Regions from separate parts of the Homo sapiens genome. Here region 1 is linked to region 2. A link is a contact called in ENCODE Hi-C or POLR2A ChIA-PET data. All regions are on one chromosome and are shown on one strand. Each heading gives the region's core, a stretch centred on a gene start or an enhancer-like site at or near the end of the contact. The rest is flanking DNA. Distances are from core to core; before and after follow the strand shown. Region 1 holds the start of ARPIN (actin related protein 2/3 complex inhibitor). Region 2 has its middle 26 kb from the start of ZNF710.

What was found. Hi-C counts contacts between places; a loop is a spot of excess contacts on that map. ChIA-PET counts read pairs that join two places held with the same protein, here RNA polymerase II (POLR2A). Pooled maps may share reads with other maps.
Region 1: a map of right lobe of liver shows a loop between it and region 2 (3-fold over the local background). The contact joins the promoter of ARPIN here to the enhancer-like site in region 2. A Hi-C loop is called at or near these places in 13 of 168 maps with a recorded cell type or tissue (CD14-positive monocyte, GM11168, HCT116 and 8 more), 2 of 37 single-sample maps with no recorded cell type and 6 of 50 pooled maps. POLR2A ChIA-PET finds 5 or more read pairs at or near these places in 15 of 52 experiments (HCT116, HEK293, HEK293T and 9 more).

Annotation. Positions count from the first base shown.
Region 1 is chr15:89,911,319-89,914,623 of GRCh38, forward strand. It overlaps ARPIN (actin related protein 2/3 complex inhibitor), which reads right to left and starts at 1,634. Exons shown (of 6, transcript NM_182616.4): 1 at 1,426-1,634. The coding sequence starts at 1,517. ARPIN-AP3S2 (ARPIN-AP3S2 readthrough) reads right to left here and starts at 1,634. Exons shown (of 10, transcript NM_001199058.2): 1 at 1,426-1,634. The coding sequence starts at 1,517.
Region 2 is chr15:89,973,196-89,976,505 of GRCh38, forward strand. No RefSeq gene overlaps it. Among named protein-coding and RNA genes, the nearest start is that of ZNF710, 26 kb to the right of the region's middle. Within about 2 kb of position 1,481, at least 4 of the 41 ENCODE cell types and tissues checked have a DNase peak (open chromatin) inside an H3K27ac peak, as active enhancers do; they include CD14-positive monocyte, where a contact is called at or near this core.

The DNA.
Region 1 (3,305 bases), core at 384-2,883, 62 kb before region 2:
ATTAACCCGAGGAAATGGTTATTACTGAGAGGTGAAGAAACCAAAACTCAGAAGTCTGAGACTAGTCCAAGATCACACGGTCCTTCACTGAGGGGAAGTGGACCCCTGGCTTCTCGACTCTGGTTTTCATAAAAGCAGAACGTGGAGGCTTCCTTTTTTGCATCCACAGAAATGGAGAAGCATGGGGACAGCTGAAGATGACAGTGGAATAGGGATGGGAGTGGGAAGTGAAAACTCTACCTAGCTGGTCTCTATCCAATTCTTCCCCACCCCCCACAATTATTTTTCTAAATATTTAACTGACAAAAGACTGTATATATTCAAGGTGCACAACGTGATGATTTAAGTACACACTATGTAATGATTACCACAGATTAATGAACACACCCACCAGACCCCATGCTGTACATTAGGTCCCCAGAAATTGTTTATTCTATAACTGAAAGTTTGTACCTTTGATCATTACCCCATCCCCATCCACTATCCCCTGGCAATCACTGTTCACTGTTCTACTGTTTCTTTTCTTTTGACACAGTCTTGCTCCATCGCCCAGGATGGAGTGCAGTGGCACAATCTCGGCTCACTGCAACCTCCACCTCCCAGGTTCAAGCGATTCTCATGCCTCAGCCTCCCAAATAGCTGGGATTACAGGTATCTGCCACCACGCCCGACTAATTTTTGTATTTTTAGTACAGACAGGGTTTCACCATTAGGCTGGTCTCAAACTCCTAACCTCAAGTGATCCACCCGCCTCGGCCTCCCAAAGTGCTGGGATTACAGGCGTGAACCACAGCGCCTGGTCTGTTCTGCCGTTTCTATGGTTCAACGCTTTTATAGGTTCCATATACGAGATCACACAGTATTTGTCTTTCTGTATCTGGCTTATTTCACTTAGCACAATTCTTCAGCGCAGTTGTAAATGGAATGGTCCCTTCGGCCTCATAACCCTGTGACGACAGGGCCTGGCCCTCCAAATCCTCCTCACCCAGGCAGGCCCTGCTCTGGACCAGCCCGCCCGCTGTTCCCGCCACAGCACGGCCACTGTCCCTTCTGGGGCAGGGCATGAGTCTGTGCAAAAGCAGCGCGGCAAGTAGCTGGAGTTTATAGTTACGCGGGTGGGGTGGGGCCGGAGGTCGGCGTGAGGCGAAGCCCAGCCTTCGGAGACCTGTCTGGGGGTCGGGACCCTCTCTCGAGGGCAGGCGGACAGGCGGGGAGCTTTAAGCCGATCTGTGTCATGGGGTCGCTGGGCGGGCGCGGCGGCAGGGGCGCCGGGAGCGGCGGACTGGAGGGGCGGACTGAAGGCGGAGAGGCGGCTTTGGCAACCCCAGTTTTCCCCCACCCGCATCCCACCCCCCCACCCGATCCTGTTGCGGGGTTCGAGCCGGGGCAGGGGAGGCCGACCCGAGGCCGTGAGCCCAGGCCTACCCCTGGTGGGCGGCGGGGTCCCAGGCCCCTGGCAGCCGGACGCTCTGCACCGCCTTGTTCCGGAGCGCGCCGTCGTGGTAGATGCGGCTCATTCTCCCGACCGCCCGGGCACCCCGGCACAGAGCCGGCGCACTGGGCTGGGGGCGCGGCGCGGGAAGTGCTGCAGGACGCGCGGGGACCCGCGATTCCCAGCCGGCGGATCCGGGAATGGCGCGGCCCGGCCCTCAGGCGTTCCTCGGCGGGATTTAAAGGGACCGAGCTCCATTCCTGCACGCCAGGCCGCGCGCGGCAGGAGTTGGGCTTCCGGGAGGACCCTGGCTGGGGGCTTAGCACAGTGGGGCAGAAAGGCCATGCTTTTCTCTTGTCTCTCTCTCTTCCTCATTCCTAGAGGAAGATCCCTGCCCCAGCACACGCACAAAAGGGAAATTGAGGCCCCAAGATCCTATTATAGAAGATCCTTTGTAGGATCAGCCCGGGAAGGATGGGTTTCTGGGAAGCAGGAATGGAGAACAGCCACTGGGGAGGATTGGGTGGTCAGCTTAGAAGCTGTCCATTATGCCCCGCCCGCGGCCCTACAATGGCTGAGTCAGGTATCCCAGGGATCTGTGACGAGGGAGCTGGGGCATGGGTGTCGGACCAAAGACGCCTAAGTTTGAATCCCAGCTGTGAGCTTGGGCAAGCTCCTCAACCTCTCTGAGCCCATGCTTCTTCGTCTGTAAAATGGGGTCAGTATCAGGGGGATTGTAAAGTTTAATGAGCTCACCCTTTCTACAACATAGCATTGCCCTCCCTCCTTCTTCCTGCACAGCTCCTGAACTCCTCCCTGGCCCCACAATGCCCTTTGCCCAAGTATGTCATAGTCCGCAGGTGCATTTTCCAAGCCTGGTACAGAAGATTCTTCTGACCCTGGGATTGTTGAGGAATCTTTGTTCTTTTGTTTGGCTTCTTCGTGCCAGGCCTCGGGGCAGGTGGGCCCATTCAGGGAGGCCAGGTGTACCCCGGGAGAGGGGGCGGCATTTAAAGGGGGTGGTGGCCAGGCAGGTGCCTAGGAGTCTAGCATGAGCTGTCAATGTTGGAAGAAGAAAGCACCCTCTCCCTTCCCTGCTACACACACACACACACACACACACACACACACACACACACAGACAATGACTTTCTTGGGTCCTAGGCACTTTTGTTTTCAAAGGACCCTTTCTCCATTAAAAATTTTTTAAAAAATTATTATCTTACCACTGGGTTGGCATAAAGATGAATATATGAATTATATATATATATATATATTTTTTTTTTTTTTTTTTTGAGACAGTCTTCCTATGTTGCCCAGGCTGGAGTGCAGTGGTGAATCTTGGCTCACTGTAACCTCTGCCTCCCAGGTTCTAGTGATTCTCCTGCCTCAGCCTCCTGAGTAGCTGGGATTACAGGCACTCACCACCACACCCGACTAATTTTTGTATTTTTAGTAGAGATGGGGTTTCACCATGTTGGCCAGGCTGGTCTCAAGCTCCTGACTTCATGTCACCACCTGCCTCTGCCTCCCAAAGTGCTAGGATTACAGGCCTGAGCCACTGCTCCCAGTCTAAAGTGTTTTCTTCAACCTAAACATATATTTTTTTTTCTGCATCCAATCATCCATTACTAAACATATTTTTAGGAAGAAAGAGCACCTGTAGTCCCAGCTACTCAGGAGGCTGAAGTGGGAGGATCACTTGAGCCCAGGAGTTTGAGTCCAGCCTAGGCAACATAGCGAAACCCTGTCTATTAAAAAAAATTAATGAAATTAAATTTAAATTTTAAAAGAATAAAAACATTTTGTGGACCGCTAAAAGTATGATGGGCCTAATGGATGAGTCAGCCCCACTCCTAGCTGGCCTACCTGG
Region 2 (3,310 bases), core at 231-2,730:
TGCCCATTTAACAGCCCTACCCCAACCACCTCCTCCATCAGGGAGGCCAGCCCATGCCAAACTCTGTGTTGCTACCCTCCCTGCTCTGTTCCTACCCTGTCCGTCCTTCAGGGCATGAAACAGACACAGGAAAAGTACATTGAAAATGTGTCATGTGGCCAGGTGCAGTGGCTCATGCCTGTAATCCCAGCACTTTGGGAGGCTAAGGCGGGAGAATCATTTGAGTCCAGGAGTTTGAGACCAGCCTGGGCAATGCAGTGAGACCCAGTCTTAAATTAAAAATTATTTTAATTATTTTAAATTTTATTTTTAAAAAGATATAAAATATTTTAAATTTTTAAAAAAGGAAATATGTCATGTATATTGTAAAGCTGCAGGACCCAAACCATAGATCCTTAAGGCTATCTAAGGCCAGAAGAGGATTCTAGACAGTTTTCTGTTTTTGTTTGTTTGTTTGTTTGTTTGTTTGTTTTTGAGACTGAGTCTTGCTCTTGTTGCCCAGGCTGGAGTACAATGGCACGATCTCGGCTCACGGCAGCCCCTGCCTCCCAGGTTCAAGTGATTCTCCTGCCTCAGTCTCCCGAGTAGCTGGGATTACAGGCATGCGCCACCACACCTGGCTAATTTTTTTTTGTTTTTGTATTTTTAGTAGAGACAGGGTTTCACCAAGTTGGCCAGGCTGGTCTCAAACTCCTGACCTCAGGTGATCTGTCCACCTTGGCCTTCCAAAGTGCTGGGATTACAGGCGTGAGCCACTGCGCCTGGAGATTCTAGACAGTTTTTAAAGTGTTTCCACATTCCATGTTTTATTTAACCTCCACATCCATCCTGGGAAAGATGTTAAGTGTTAATAGTTCCACTTTACAAATAGGACACAAGGCTCAGAGAAGCTGTCAGAGGTCTGAGGTCACACAGGTAAGGAAAGCAGCTCAGCCAGAACTAAAGGGGCGTGAGTTTCTGGGTGGCCCAGAGTTACTGATGAGAACCCAGCTCTTCTTTTTACTTTTATTTGTATTTATTTATATATTTTTTTGAGACAGAGTTTCATTCTTGTTGCCAAGTCTGGAGTGCAATGGCGCAATCTCGGCTCACTGCAACCTCTGCCTCCTGGGTTCAAATGATTCTCCTGCCTCAGCCTCCCAGGTAGCTGGGATTACAGGAGCCTGCCACCATGCCTGGCTAATTTTTTGTATTTTTAGTAGAGACAGGGTTTCACCATGTTGGCCAGGCTGGTGTCGAACTCCTAACTCTAGGTGATCCACTTGCCTTGGCTTCCCAAAGTGCTGGGATTATAGGAATAAGCCACCGTGCCTGGCCTATTTTTATTTTTATTTTTTATTGGAGACAGGGTCTCGCTTTGTCACCCAGGCTGAAGTGCAGTGGCATGATCTTGGCTCACCGCAACCTCTGCCTCCCAGGGAGAACCCAGCTCTTCTGACACCACTGCCAATGCCCTGCCCTCATATTGCAAGGCTCCCAGAGTGGCAAACCATCTGTGCGTAAAGATCTCAAGCAATGTCACTCCACATAGCTCTTCCTCGGTAGCACTGTTGTTTGCTCATTATTCTTCCTCTTTTTGCTTCCTCTTCCTCTTCTCTCACCATAAATTATATCCTTTGCCTAAGGAATACATTAATTCTGCTTAAATAAAGATAACAGCAGCCTCACCCCTGCACTCAGCTAATTGAGGGCCATCACTTGCACAGCCAGCCATGGACACGCCCAGGGCATACCCACCATTTACTGAGCTTTTTTTTTTTTTTTGAGACAGATTCTCACTCTGTCACCCAGGCTGGAGTGCAGTGGCGCAATCTTGGCTCACTGCAACCTCCACCTCCCAGGTTTAAGTGATTCTCTTGCCTCAGCCTCCCGAGTAGCTGGGATTACAGGCACCCGTCATCACACCTGGCTAATTTTTCAGTAGAGAAAATACTTTCAGCAGAGACGGGGTTTCACCATGTTGGCCAGGCTGATCTTGAACTCCTGATCTCAGGTGATCTGCCCGCCTTAGCTTCCCAAAGTGTTGGGATTACAGGCGTGAGCCACCGCAGCCCACCCACTTACTGAGCTGTTAACAACCTGACATTCTCACCACAAGTCTCAGAAGTCAGTTTTCATTTGCCTACTTTACAGATGGAGCAATAATGGCTCAGAAGGTCTCTCATGGCTTGTTCAAGGTCACACAACTTATAAGTGACAGCCAGACTTGAACCTAAGTCTACTTGAAGCTAATGCCCATGTTCTTCATGCCATGGTTCCAACTGAGGGGAACCCAAGCTATAACTAGCTTTTGCTCTCTCCATTTTAGGATCCTTCCAGTTAAAAAGAAGCTTTAGCATGCTTGTAAGTTAGGCCAGGCTTGGAGCTATCGAATGACAATAATATTGTTATTTTTTCCCATATTTTGAGCACTTATGCAGGCATTGTCGCCTCATTTTATCAGTCAGTCCTTGCAAATGCTTTGTGAAGTGGATGCTGCTATCCCCATTTTACAGATGAGATATCTGAGGCCCAGGAGGCTCAGTAACTTGCTACCAGCACCCAGCTTGTGAGTGATGAGTTGAGGATTTAGACCCAGGTCTGGCTGATGCCTATGCCCTTGTCTTTAACCACTTCTCTCCCCACCTTGCCTGCCAGGTTTACTGTTCTTTCAAACATGACATGAATTCTCTGTGCCTCTGGAGATCGGCCAGGAGAGGCAGGTTTGGTCAATTTGGCCATCGGGAGACTCGGAACACCCTGAATTCGCTGTCACTTTGGTTCTACCTGGGGCTGGCTGCGTTTCCCCACAGGAGAACGGCTCTGAGTTTCAGGATGGTGCCAGATGACAGCTAGAGTGTCTGCTAGAACTCTGGGAACATATGTGACTTCCCTATTTGGAGGTACAGAAAAGACTGGAGCTCAGACTGTTTAAAAACAGTTCCTTTTCTTTCAGCAGGACATGTGTGCAGTGCTCATTTTCCAAAGAGGAGGAGAAGAGCAGGGTATTTAGGTCAACAGCAGGGGATCCATGAGTCTGCCATGGGACTCACTAATGCAGGAGTAGAGAGAGAACCAGTGAGAGCTCTTTTGGTTGCAAGTGACAGGAAATCCAACCCAAACTTTTTTGGTTAAAGCAAAAAGTGGACTTATTCGCTCATAAAGCAGACAAGCCTAAGCGTACAGTCAATCTTCAGGGGCAGCTTCATCGAAGAATCAAGTCTCTACTTCCCCTCTCTGCTCTACTCCACACTAGTTTCACTTTCCTGTCATTGCAAGATGGTGGCCATAGCTCCAAACCTTACGCTCTCTCGGGAAAAGGTAAGTACAA